Regions from separate parts of the Homo sapiens genome. Here region 2 is linked to region 1. A link is a contact called in ENCODE Hi-C data. All regions are on one chromosome and are shown on one strand. The core of a region is the stretch at or near the end of the contact, and the rest is flanking DNA. Distances in the headings are between cores, read along the strand shown. Region 1 holds the start of PYROXD1 (pyridine nucleotide-disulphide oxidoreductase domain 1). Region 2 has its middle 270 kb from the start of LINC02398.

Region 1 (6,046 bases), core at 237-2,736:
GCTTTACTGCTCCCTGATGATCCATGCTTTTCCACTGGAGATGACATTCTTTTCTTGAATACTTGGTAAACTTTCACTCATTCTTTCATAATGAGATTTTAAAAATACCTTCTTTGATTAAAAAAATTTCCTCTTCCCTAATTCACTCCCTACATACTCCACAGGCACCTCTAAGATAACCGTTGATATCTCTTGCATAGACATACAATATTGTAATATTGTCTCTTCCAGCAGGCTGTGAGTCCCCAGCATGGTATATACCATGCTGTTCATAGTTGAACACTCAGCCCTTAATACGGTGCCTGCATCATATATGTTTACTTAGTGAATAAACGGAAAATACGCATCCAACGATGGAAACACTTGAGTTTCTTCCACTATTTCTTATGACTTCAGTGATTGCTCATGTTTACTTTATATCAACAAAATAATGTAGAACTTTTTGGAATACACACATGTATCTGAATATATATGGTCTGGCTATTCAGTATAATCAAGAAAGCAAGCCCTACATGCATTTAATCCTTCGCTGATTATTTTACAAAACTTTACTAGAAATAAAGTTTCTTCTATCTTGGGAGTTCGAAGTATAGAAAACTTACATATGGGATTCTTTATTAATTAGTTAAGATGCACTAAAGACTTGGCAACTATCTGGAAACTAAACTCAATCACCTACGATAATTAACAAAGGGGGCTGAGGGCCGGGTGCTGTGGCTCAGGCCTGTAATGCCAGCACTTCGGTAGGCGGAAGCGGGCAGACTGCTTGAGCCCAGGAGTTCGAGACCAGCCTGGCCAACATGGTGAAAGCCCGTCTCTACTAAAAATACAAACATTAGCGGGGCGTGGTGGCTGGCGCCTGTAATCCCAGCTACAGGCTGACGCAACAGAAGAATCGCTTGAACCCGGGAGGCAAAGCTTGCATTAAGCCAAGATCGCACCACTGCCCTCCAGTCTGGGCGACAGAGTGAGACTCCGTCTCAAAGAAAAAGAAAAAAAAATAAAAAGAAAGGGGGCTGAATTTTTTGTCTAAATACAAAGTCCTCATGTCTGCTCTGACATTACAAGGATCTGAGCACGGATCAGCCAGCTTTGGTTTCTCGGCTATAATTTGCCTCCCACTCCTCCCTGCGCCTAAGAGAAAGCTAGTGAGGTCATCTGAGGACCACCAAGCAGTTTCTAAAATCTGGGAGCAATAAGTGCGGAAAAGGGCGCAGCAAAAAAGGAACCCGGAAGAAGAAAAAGGGAGGGGGTGGGAGGAAGGCCTCCAGTGCTATCCCCTTTGGGGTCGGGGAAAGAGGCGGAACCGCCTGAGCACCGCCCTACCTGCTCCGCACAAGTGACGCCCGCGATGCCGCCGCCGACCACCACGAACTTCCCTGCCGTCGGGGGAGGGCGCGCTGCCTCCATGCTGCCGGACTCCCAGTGGTTTACTGAATATCGCGGCGGAGCAACGGGACTCTGGACTCCAGGAGAGGAAGCAGCCGCGAGGCGGTCACTTCCGGTGCCTTACCAGATAATCCGACCTACGGGTGCTCGGGAGCTCACACTACTCATCTCGAGTACCTGCTGCCGGCTGCGTTTCGGAAGCAACGAATTGTCTCGTGGTGTTCAGAGCTTTGCGTTACTATTACTACACCTGAATGTAGTTATTCCATGAAAATTTGACAAAGAGAAAACCAAAAAATTAAAAATAAAAAAGTAAAGAAGATGGGTTGCCCAAAGAAGTTTGATAAATTACATATCTAAAGATAGACCAGTGTTCTCACGGGACAAAACATTCATATAATAAATGAATTGGTGTGAAGTTCTCATTATTTGTTTCTGCGAGAAATTAGAGGCACAGATTTTATGCTCTTATGAGTAGAAGGAGCCTTCGGGAACATCCTGACCCCACTCCTGTCATTTTTGTAGATGAAGAAACTTGAGTCTTCTGAAAACCACTTGATTGCCACCGTTCACCTAACAATCCAAGATTTTTGTTTGTGGAAGCACAAAAATTCTTCATGACAAGGCAAAACAATACTACTGAATTGTTCTCTAAAAAATCATCCTTTTCATTTACAACTTTGACCTCAGCTAAAGTTTCCAGGAAGAATGTACAGTTGCTTTCCATTTTGTCAAAACAAATGAACATTTCTTAAATTTCCAGTCAATAGCAGCATGTGTGAGGGTTGAATGAAATATTCCCAGTCTCGGTTTTACTGTGAATTTTTTTCGTGGTCAATTGTTTTTAAGAAATTGCTAAATCATTTTTAACTGTTTTTACTATATTATTCACTATTCATATTATTTTACTATTTACTATTACCTTTGCTGTCTCATATAACTTTCCCTAGGAGTTGTTTTGTAATGGTAAGGTATTATCTCTCAAATGGTTCACTCTAAAACTGGTAATTACCCGAGTCCCTTTAATTCTTTAAACACTGAGAATAACCATTATATATTAACAGGAAAGCCTACCACGTATCTAATTACAGGCATTTACTGATACCTGTAAAAATCATTGTTCTTTGATTTACCAAGTTAAATGGTAAGCGGTTTAATAAACGTGTCTAATTCCTGTTACTAGTATAGCAACCAAACAAAGCATTCATTTCTAGGAGGAGGAAATACATTCCTTAAGCCCATTTAGATCTCATCTTGCTTCAGCTTATTTTCACATTATCTCACTCACACTGTGTTCCATTCAGGCCACACTACACTTCCAGATCCCAGGATATGCCATTTTCTTTCTGAGCATTTGCACATATCTTTTTCCCAACTACTTTTCCCTGGCTAACTCATCAACCTTTGGTTTCATCAAGCCATTGCTTCCCCTTTAAGATACTTTATCTAACATCCTCAAGACAGCTAGGTGTCCTCTCCGTGTGTTCTTATAGCACTTTGTCATCCTCTAAATTTAGACTTATCCCACTTTATTGTAAATTCTTACTGCCTGACCCCACCACCACCATAAACTGCTTACATAATCTCAGGGATTATTTTTGTCTCCCTTTGTATCTCCAATGTTTAGTAGGGAGTATGTATTCAACAAAAATGTGCTCAACGAAATAGGAAGTTGGTGGAGCATGAAACTCCCCTGAAGTCCTTCTAAAGATTTTTAGATTCATTGTCCAGGGTCAGGATCCTCTTGTATATTGTGACAGGGGTTTCCTCTTTATGGAAGTCGGAAGGAAGAATGGAGTGGAATTTAAGCTCCCAGGGGAAACGGAAGGAGATCATCGTCTGTGGGAGGGGAAGCAAAGTAGTAGGAGGCTCCTCAAATGTAAAGGGGTAATGACTCCACACTCTCCTTTTTTCTTCCCCTTGTGAAGGCTGGCTTTTTTGTCAAAGGTGATGTAGGGATAAGACCTAGCTGCCTGCCACACTGGCATGAATATCCAACTTTTAGAAATGTCTAAGGGTTAAAGAACTTTCAGTGCATCTCACCTTAATGTTGATTAAATTAGATACATATACTGGATGTAAAGTGGGTTAAAAGTAAGATGTAGGTAACTTGAAACATGTTATCCACAGGGAGGGCAGCAATAGGTACAGGTTAGGAGAAAGGGCAACTGCAAAGAAAACTGGGCACCTAGAAATAAGGGAGGCCCAATGCCAGGAAGCAGCAGAGAAGCAGAAAAGACAGAACTTCAGCTCCCCTTTAGCTCTGGTCAGCAAGCTTAGGAGTGACCTGGTGACTGTTTCTGAGGAGTCAAAGAAATACCAGTGTATTGCTAAATATTATGGTGTATGTTTATGGGTGGAAAAGAAAAGCAGGACTTGGCAAAGAAAGGTTCAGAGAAGAAGTGGAATTTATATTGAATCTCAAAGGCCCATAGCATTTGGATAGGTTCAGAAGAAGATGTGGCAAGTCATGTGGGAAATATCCCAAGAACCAAAGGCTTAGCAGCAGGAATGAGCATGGGAAATACAGGAGATGGTAAAAGGGAAGAAAGAAAGAAAAGTGGTTGGGGAGTTCAAGATTCATGTGGAAAAACTGAAGGAGATAAAGCTATCTTCTTCTATTTCTCTCCATAATGTTGTTACATCTGATTCCCATACCCACCTAATCTCTTGAAGGCCATCCCCAACTTTCAAACTACCATCAAAATCTAGTCTTCCATTCTTCTTCAAGTTGATATCAGAAATGCCTAGAATAGGAGTATTGAGGTTAATTTTCAACTGCAAAAATTGGGAATGAATAATGACATTTCATAGTTGGTGATTAATAGCTTTTGAGTCAGATGACCTAGGTTCAAATGTGGCACCAGCATTTCTTTGTTGTGTGACCATTCAGTGAGTTATTTACCTCATCTGAACCCTAGTTTCCTCATTGGCAAGACGGGTATAAGATCTACTTTGTAGAGTTGTTTTGATGCATGTGTGAGGCAACATATTTAAACTTCCTAGCATAGTGCGTGCCTCTTAGTAGGATTAATGGTTAAGTTGCCTGCCTGTGCCCTGTTGAATAGACTATGTTTCTCTGTCTAAAGGATTTTATCTATGATCATAACCTTAACAAGCCTATTATGCTTTTAACTCCCAAATGTCTATCTCTCATGCAATCTACTCTGAATCTTCAAGCCTGAAATTTCTGAAACATCTTGGATATCTTCTCATTTTTATCTTGGTTTTTGCCAATTCGCTGTAAGTACAGCCTGGATTCATCTTGCACTCGAAACCTCTTCTTTGTTTTGTTAGTTCATATAACTGATTTACTGAACAAGCTGGACTTTATAGGGAAGAAATTAAAGCAAACATTTTTATTTCTCAACGCTTTTCCTGTGAATGTATTTTTCTCCTCTAAATTCTTATTAATTTAGCTTATCTGATCATTCTCAGGTAATAAAAAGTCTGGTACTACCTATTATCAAAACTCCAGACACGCATCCAATTAAAGCCTCACCTAACTACAGGCAACGCAAATTGATTTCTTGTTGCTTTTTTGCTCCAGCTCTTCTCCTAACTAAGAGCTGATGTTTTCAGGGGCTTTAAGATTGGAGGGTGGGTAAGGAGTAAGGAGAGGAAAGAGCCTCACTGTTGTTCCTGTATGAGCATATATATGCAAACCTACCCCCAAAGGCTGAGAGAGCTGAGAGGCCAAAGAAAAACTGACAAATCCAGTTTCTCAGAAAGAGGTATTTAATAGGGACTTACACACAGAAATGATGATTCTGTTACAGTGCATCCCCACACCTGCCCTCCAGAAATTATGTAAGCTTTTAGGATAAAAGATGTACAGCTGATCATGTCTCAGACTTTCTTGCAAAACTCATGAACACTGGGGAGTCTAGATAAGAATCTTAATGAGAGAATTATCTAAGTTACAAGCTTTGTTTCTTTTGAAGGGTTATCTATGCTATGGGCATTGTTTAAGGACCTTGCTGCAGAACACCTTAGTATGCAGGAATCCAACATCAGTCATCATGGCCGTGGTGTCATTCTTGCCATACCGCAGGCTGTCTTCCTATATCTATGAATCAGTGGTGTGGTACAACTGTGAATCTGTGAGAGCTGATTGTTAAAATTTTAGGATTTGTGTGAGCTGATTGTTAACACAGCTATTGTTAAACACTAAATTGTATAAACATAATCAAATAAGTTATATTAAGACAAAGGTAATAAATATTCAAAACTTCTTATTTCCTAACTCTTTTGCTATTATCTCTACTCTTGAGGTTATTTACATCTATTGTATCTACAGGTAAAAATATAATGGTGGGCTACTATACATTTCTTCCTACTGCCTCATTCAGCGACGTCATGTTGATCTTGAAATTGGCCGTAATAGGAGTATTTACACCATGGAAAATGGCAGATTATACAAACCAGAGTTTGATTTATTTTATTGTTGATTTTTTAGAGTTAAAAAGGTGGTGGACAATAGCAAAGACATGGGATCAACCCAAATGCCCATCAATGATAGACTGGATAAAGACAATGTGGTACATATACACCATGGAATACTATGCAGCCATAAAAAGGAATCAAATTATGCCCTTTACACTGACATGGATGGAGCTGGAGGCCATTATCCTTAGCAAACTAACACAGGAACAGA
Region 2 (6,393 bases), core at 974-3,473, 1.7 Mb after region 1:
GTGTGTGTTTGAGAACCAAATGCAGGGAAACATCTCCCTCTCTGATGTTGAAGCTCGGGGCCCTAGTTCATCTGTGGTTCGTGATGGATCCTGAGATATTTGACAAAGTCAACATGAGATGCTCCTAAAGTTAGAAGGCTGTATGGCTGACTTCTTGAGGGATTTGGAGGCATTGTTTGGTGATTCTACAGCGGTGTAGCTGACAATCCTTGAAGCGTGAACATTAGCAACTGCAGAGACAACAGAATCAGCAATGATTCAGGGCTCCTTATCTTAAAGAAAGCCTCCTACCATTCATACCTTTTTTATTTTTTGCTTTTCAAACTACTACTTGATACCTAAGCTTCCTGAAGGCTTAACAGAATCCTTGACTTATATATAAATATATGTTGTTTTACAATCCTGCTTTGCAATATGTATATGACAGCACTATACAAAAAATAATTTCTTTGCCAATTGCCATGGTTCTAATAAAAATAAAGTCAAACTTGATACTGATATAACACTCAGGGTGTTCTTGTTTATGGACATGGTGATTTTGGGGGAAGAAAGGGGCTTTTTCTTCAACAATACATTTTGTAGTCACTAATATATTATTTCATTTAATCTAGTTGCTTCCCTAAGGCTTACCACAACATTCCTTAAAATCTGTAATAATTGTCAAAGTAATTTAGGTTTAACAGGAGTTATCGCTGGCAAAGCTTAGGGGGAAGCAATGAGCATTAAGGTACAAATAACTTCCTAAAAATATCACCTGCAATAGCTTTCAAATGGTATTCTTCATTATCTCTCCACCTACTTCTTAAAACATTAACTCAAAAGACTTTCTTGCTCATTTTCTTATATTTTTCTTTTAAGGGAGCAAAGTTGTGGCATGCTCTAAAGATATGTTATCATTGGCACACAGGCAATTAATTTTTATTAAACAAAAGTGATGTTGGAATTTTAAAATTATAATTAATATATGCTGAAGCAGGGGGAATGAATAGCCTTCCCATTATGAATCACCCAAACTCTCTCTCTAGGTATTCTTTTCACATAAAGTTGAAATGAAAAGCCTTTAGGTCCTTACAGTTGCTGTTGTTGTTTTAATAAATTATTCAAAAAGCTGGTTCAAATGTGATTTTTTAGTAGTAGTGTGCTGGTTTATCAACCAGCTATTATTTGTAGTCTTTGCCCCTCTTTATAAATAATTCCACCATGGCAGATTTCAAGCCACACCATCATCCTGCCAACATGCTGTTGGGGAGAGATTCACCCAATCAGTTGTCACAAGCGGGTATGAACCCATCAGGGCTGAGCTAGAAGAGGAAGAACAACTCCAAGTTTCGCTGTTACACCACCATGTGGAGAAATGGGCAGTCATGTCAGAAATAATCTTTTTCTTCTGCCTTATAGACCTGACAAGCTTCGCTCACTGGGATATTTTCTAGGAGTTTACATTTATCTCAGGTCCTAGTCTAGGAGGTACATCAAAAACAACTAAAAAAAGATGGTTAGGCGGGGGAAGGGCATTCACTTGTCTAGATGATGCCTTAATAGCACTTAGCATAAATTAACCTAGGAAATTCTCAAGGATCCCTAAGGCATAAAGTAGGCAGTAAGTGTGGATTCTATTTGATAGGAAGTTAAAGGTTTCTGAGAAGAAAAGAAATCAAGTTTGGCAATAGAACATTAAACAGCAATAAACATTTTTGGCTGCTTAGTAGAAGAGGCCCGCTCCTCTGGGAAAAAACCACTGCTCTTTATTCCCCCCACGTACTCCAGTCTTTGTACTTTGAACAGTTGTTCCACTTAAAAGTAACCTACTTTTTACCCAGCAAGAGCTCAGGGACCTGGTTAGTATCAACACTTAGAAGCAGCAGCTTCTGTGAATTTGGATCTTCCTTTCACCTCCTCCTGTATTGTCACTCATCATAAAAACGTATGGCTAGAATAAAGTGTAGCCTTATGAAATAGGCCACATTATTGAGAAATTAAAATTTGTTCTATCCTTCTTGCTGAAAACTCACTGTCCAAAAAAAAAAAAGAGAGAGAGAGAGATTATTTTTTTTTCTTCTGTCAGACTTCCTTTTGTGTTCTGAATTCCCCAGGAGAAGAGGAACCATTTTTGGCTTCAGACCCGTTGGAGCAAATTAAGCAATAGAGTCCCAAAGGGCCTGGAGCGTTTTGCCCCACTAGACCCTGAAGTGAGCTAGATATCCAGAGACTGGAAGCTGGGGATGGTGGACTCTGGAGCAGTGGTGGTAGGTTGGGAGTAGAGGACACGCACCTTCACAGCACCTAAGAAGTAGCAGAGCTTCTGTGTGAATGTCTAGAACCCTGCACAGCGTGAAGGTTCTGTGTCAATGCCCCACGAAGGCGGTGAATGGTAAAAGAGAAATGCCTCCAAAAGGACCACACAAGCTTAAACAACAAACATCTCAGTGACTATCAACAAAGGCAGAGAATGGAGGCCCTGGTCCAATTTTTCTGGTTTATTTAAGCCCCTTGGGTCTTTTCCCATTCTGCGTGAAGTAGGGAAGTTCTCCTTAAAAAAAAAAAAAGAAAAGAAAAAGAAAAAAAAACTTGAGTTTGGATGTCCTGCTAGCCTGCTAGCCAGGAAAATGGAATAACCCATATTTAATTTGATTCATAACAATAAAGAAATGAGATGCTTTTTGTATACTGATATTCTTGAACACCAACTGGATACCCTATCCTACTAATCCCGTACTGCTTATGAATGTTCCCTGGTTCCACAAATATCTCCACTGCAAATGAACTAACTACTCAGTTAACTAGTTCAGAGTTCGGACATTTTATATCTGCAACATGTAGATTACCCTAGTCTTGGTATGCCCCTTTTTTATTAAATTAAACTTTATTAAAAATGTGTGTATCCCTCTTTAAATTTGTAATTACCACGAAAAAAGATTCCTACCATATGTTTTTTGCCTGATTTGGATATTTAGATATATCTGAGGGGCATTTCTGAATTCTTAGCTGCTGTGTGCAGTTTTATGAAAAAAAGCAAAAGCAGAAGAAACATGACAAATTTATCGATCTCCACCAATAAGTCAAGTGGCCAAAGCTCCCTTGCCTTCCATTCCGTCAGAGAATAACGGAGCAAAATGCAATTATAAAGCATAAGGTTCTTGTGCAGCTTTGCTCTGAAGACAGTGAGTCCTGTTTTCTGCTTTTAACTAAAAGCAGTATTTCTACCTTCAAATTGGACAAGTCATTTCACCTCTGTGGGCCTTGGTTTCCTCACCTAAAAGTTTGCATGTTCAACTAAATGATCTCCAAGGCTCTTTATAGCACTAAGATCCTATGATTTCAAGCTATTATATGAAATCCAAGAAACAAAAGACAAGAGGAGCATTGTTCTCATTCTATTGTTCATCCAGCTGGATTTATCAGATTAAGATTCTGAGTTCATAAATAAGAAAGAAAAGACACTTATACAATATAGAACGCATTTGCAGTAAGAGCATTTTTCATCCATATGGATCTTAACTATTTCACGTGCTAACAAATAATTGAACAGACTATCTATAGAAATGGTTTTGTCCATTCATCCACTTTTCTCTATCAACGTAAAAATAACTTTATTGCTTTTTTATAAAACTGTGTTTAAATAAAAATAGGAAAATGCAATTTTCAACAGTTTCTGAGATCTAGTTATGAGAGAAGTTGCCACAACCTCAAACATCTCTTCAAATGAGGACAAAGGTAAGAGTGCCATCTGCTGGCCTAAATTGTCTAATTGTGTCTTTAAAACTTTATACAGTAAAATACTTATGAAACTTACCTACATTCTGCTTTGATGAAAACCCTGAGCTTTTCAATAACTTGATGTGTGGAGCTTAAATACAATAATCATTTTTCCAAGTGTCCAAAATACACAAAGCATATGAGTATAGCAAAATATTACTCCACAAACTAAATAAGTACTTAATTTAAATATATCCTACAATATTTACCATATCGAAAAGCTACAAATCTATTGGGTCCAAAGGTAAGTAGATAGTGTCTTTCTTTAAAAGCTTCTGAGAAAACTAGAATATTTGGAGTGTTTGTACAGCAGGAAATGGTGTCAATCATCAAAAGATCCCTCAGTTTAATAGCAGAAACCTGAATGGTAACTCTATAGACGGGGTTTAATTAAGAAAGAAAGAACACACAGTTAACTTGGAAAATCATATATCAGATTTAAGCATAACTTCATGCCTCCACACTGGCATCAATAGGTAGATGAAGGCCACAATGAAACACTAACTGACTCTCCTCTGTGGGATAGTGTGGTATTAACTTCTGGGCTACCAGGAGCACTATTATTCTTTTTTTTTTTTTTTTTTTTTTTTTGAGACGGAGCCTCGCCCTGTCGCCCAGGCTGGAGTGCAGTGGTGGGATCTCGGCTCACTGCAAGCTCCGCCTCCCGGGTTGACGCCATTCTCCTGCCTCAGCCTCCCCAGTAGCTGGGACTACAGGCGCCCACCACCACGCCCGGCTAATTTTTTGTATTTTTAGTAGAGACAGGGTTTCACCGTGTTAGCCAGGATGGTCTCAATCTCCTGACCTCCTGATCCGCCCGCCTCGGCCTCCCAAAGTGCTGGGATTACAGGCGTGAGCCGCCGCGCCGGTCTTTTTAACCCTTTCTTACCCGCAAAATCCCCTTCAGAGAAGATTCTCTTCCAACAGGATCCCCTATAGCAATGGAGATGCTCAGGGAATGTTTCACATAAAACAAATAAAATTCAATCAGATTACTAATTCAAGTAAGTCTGAGGTAATCTCAGGAAAATTTACTCCATTGCCTGAAATGTTGGATAACTGTATAGGGCAATGCTGAAAAGACATCTAAGGAGGAGTGTGAAACAACTGGAATATTTTTCATTCAAAAAAACTACTTGAAACTTTCTATGTAAAAAGCATTTAACTAGAAAAAAAAATTATTCTAAAGAGATAAAGTTCAATATTACCAAGAACCCAAGAGACAGACAAGCATAGCTTTTAAGGATCCTTGGCATTCCTATTAATTTTCTGTCTTATTTATAAAAATAGTCTCCTAACAATTCATTTATTCTTGGTTTTAAGGATGTTTTATTTTCTCACAATGATATGCTGTGAAGTTGTATGGAAAAGACAGTTATTAAAATATTAAAGTGTAGTGGCTCACGCCTGTAATCCCAACACTTTGGGAGGCCGAGGTGGGTGGATCATGAGGTCGGGAGTTCAAGATCAGCCTGGCCAAGATGGTGAAACCTGTCTCTACTAAAAATACAAACAAAAATTAGCCAGTTGTGGTGGTGGGCACCTATAATCCCAGCTACTCGGGAGGCTGAGGCAGAGAATTGCTTAAACCCGGGAGGCAGAGGATACAGTGAGCCGAGATCGCACCACTGCACTCCACCCTGGGCAAAAGAGTGAAACTCTGTCTCAAAAAATAATAATAATATTAAAGCAAGTAACTAGTATACTGTGAATTTAGGCATAGGCGAAGACAAGATCTATATGGAAAATAACATATGCTTTACTATTCTTTCGTTCAAAGTTGGTATCAATTCTGTTATTTCCTCTGTGTATGAATGTGAATGACTAATGAGTAAGCCACCCTATATATCACTCATGGCCTGTATATTGAATTAAAGCTGTTTCATGATAAAAGGGCCGTTTCAGTTAGTATTGGTGCTGTATCTTTGTACCTTTTCCATTTATGTGTCCCAGGAAGTGTGAATGCAGTTGCCTGAAACTCACATGCTCCTTCTGATCTCTGAGAGTATCTTTAGGTCATTTTGTGTGACTCCACCAATACTGCAAAAGTCCTAATAATAGGGCTCCAAAATCACATCCACAAGAATGCAGGAAACCAGTGAGTTTACAAGTCAATGACAATAGATAACTTGGAGGAAATTAGTTCATATAAAACATGTCACTCTTCATATTGTTCCAGATTGAAACAATGTGAAAGAGAACAGGATGACTCACCTGTAAATGGTAAAAATAAAAATATATATGGCCAATAAATTAGTAGTCAAAGAAAAATTTAAACAACAATGAAGTACTATAGATAATTCACCAGTCTAGCATTGTTGATAATTTAATTATTGAGAGCATGAGGGAACAGACTACTCACATAAGCAGCTGGTAGGAAAATAGAGTGATCCAACATTTAGATAGAGATGTGGAAATAGAACTAGACATAGATATAGATATATATTCTTAAAGATATACAAATATTCATACCATTTCACTCAGCAATCACATTTCTAGGATGAACACAGAATTATTCATAAGGTTGTTTATCTTAGTTACAGACAAAAAACATAAACATCTACTTACACTGAATTGATAAAATGAAAATAAATTTTTGTCTCTCAATATAATGGAATTTCATGAAGCCAAGAAAAA

What was found. Hi-C counts contacts between places; a loop is a spot of excess contacts on that map. Pooled maps may share reads with other maps.
Region 2: a loop to region 1 is called in a pooled map, with 2.4 times the contacts of the local background. The contact joins the enhancer-like site here to the promoter of PYROXD1 in region 1. A Hi-C loop is called at or near these places in 4 of 50 pooled maps.

Annotation. Positions count from the first base shown.
Region 1 is chr12:21,433,095-21,439,140 of GRCh38, reverse strand. PYROXD1 (pyridine nucleotide-disulphide oxidoreductase domain 1) reads right to left here and starts at 1,486. Exons shown (of 12, transcript NM_024854.5): 1 at 1,327-1,486. The coding sequence starts at 1,410. RefSeq lists enhancers at 1,338-1,527, 1,578-1,657.
Region 2 is chr12:19,736,726-19,743,118 of GRCh38, reverse strand. No RefSeq gene overlaps it. Among named protein-coding and RNA genes, the nearest start is that of LINC02398, 270 kb to the left of the region's middle. Within about 2 kb of position 2,223, at least 2 of the 41 ENCODE cell types and tissues checked have a DNase peak (open chromatin) inside an H3K27ac peak, as active enhancers do.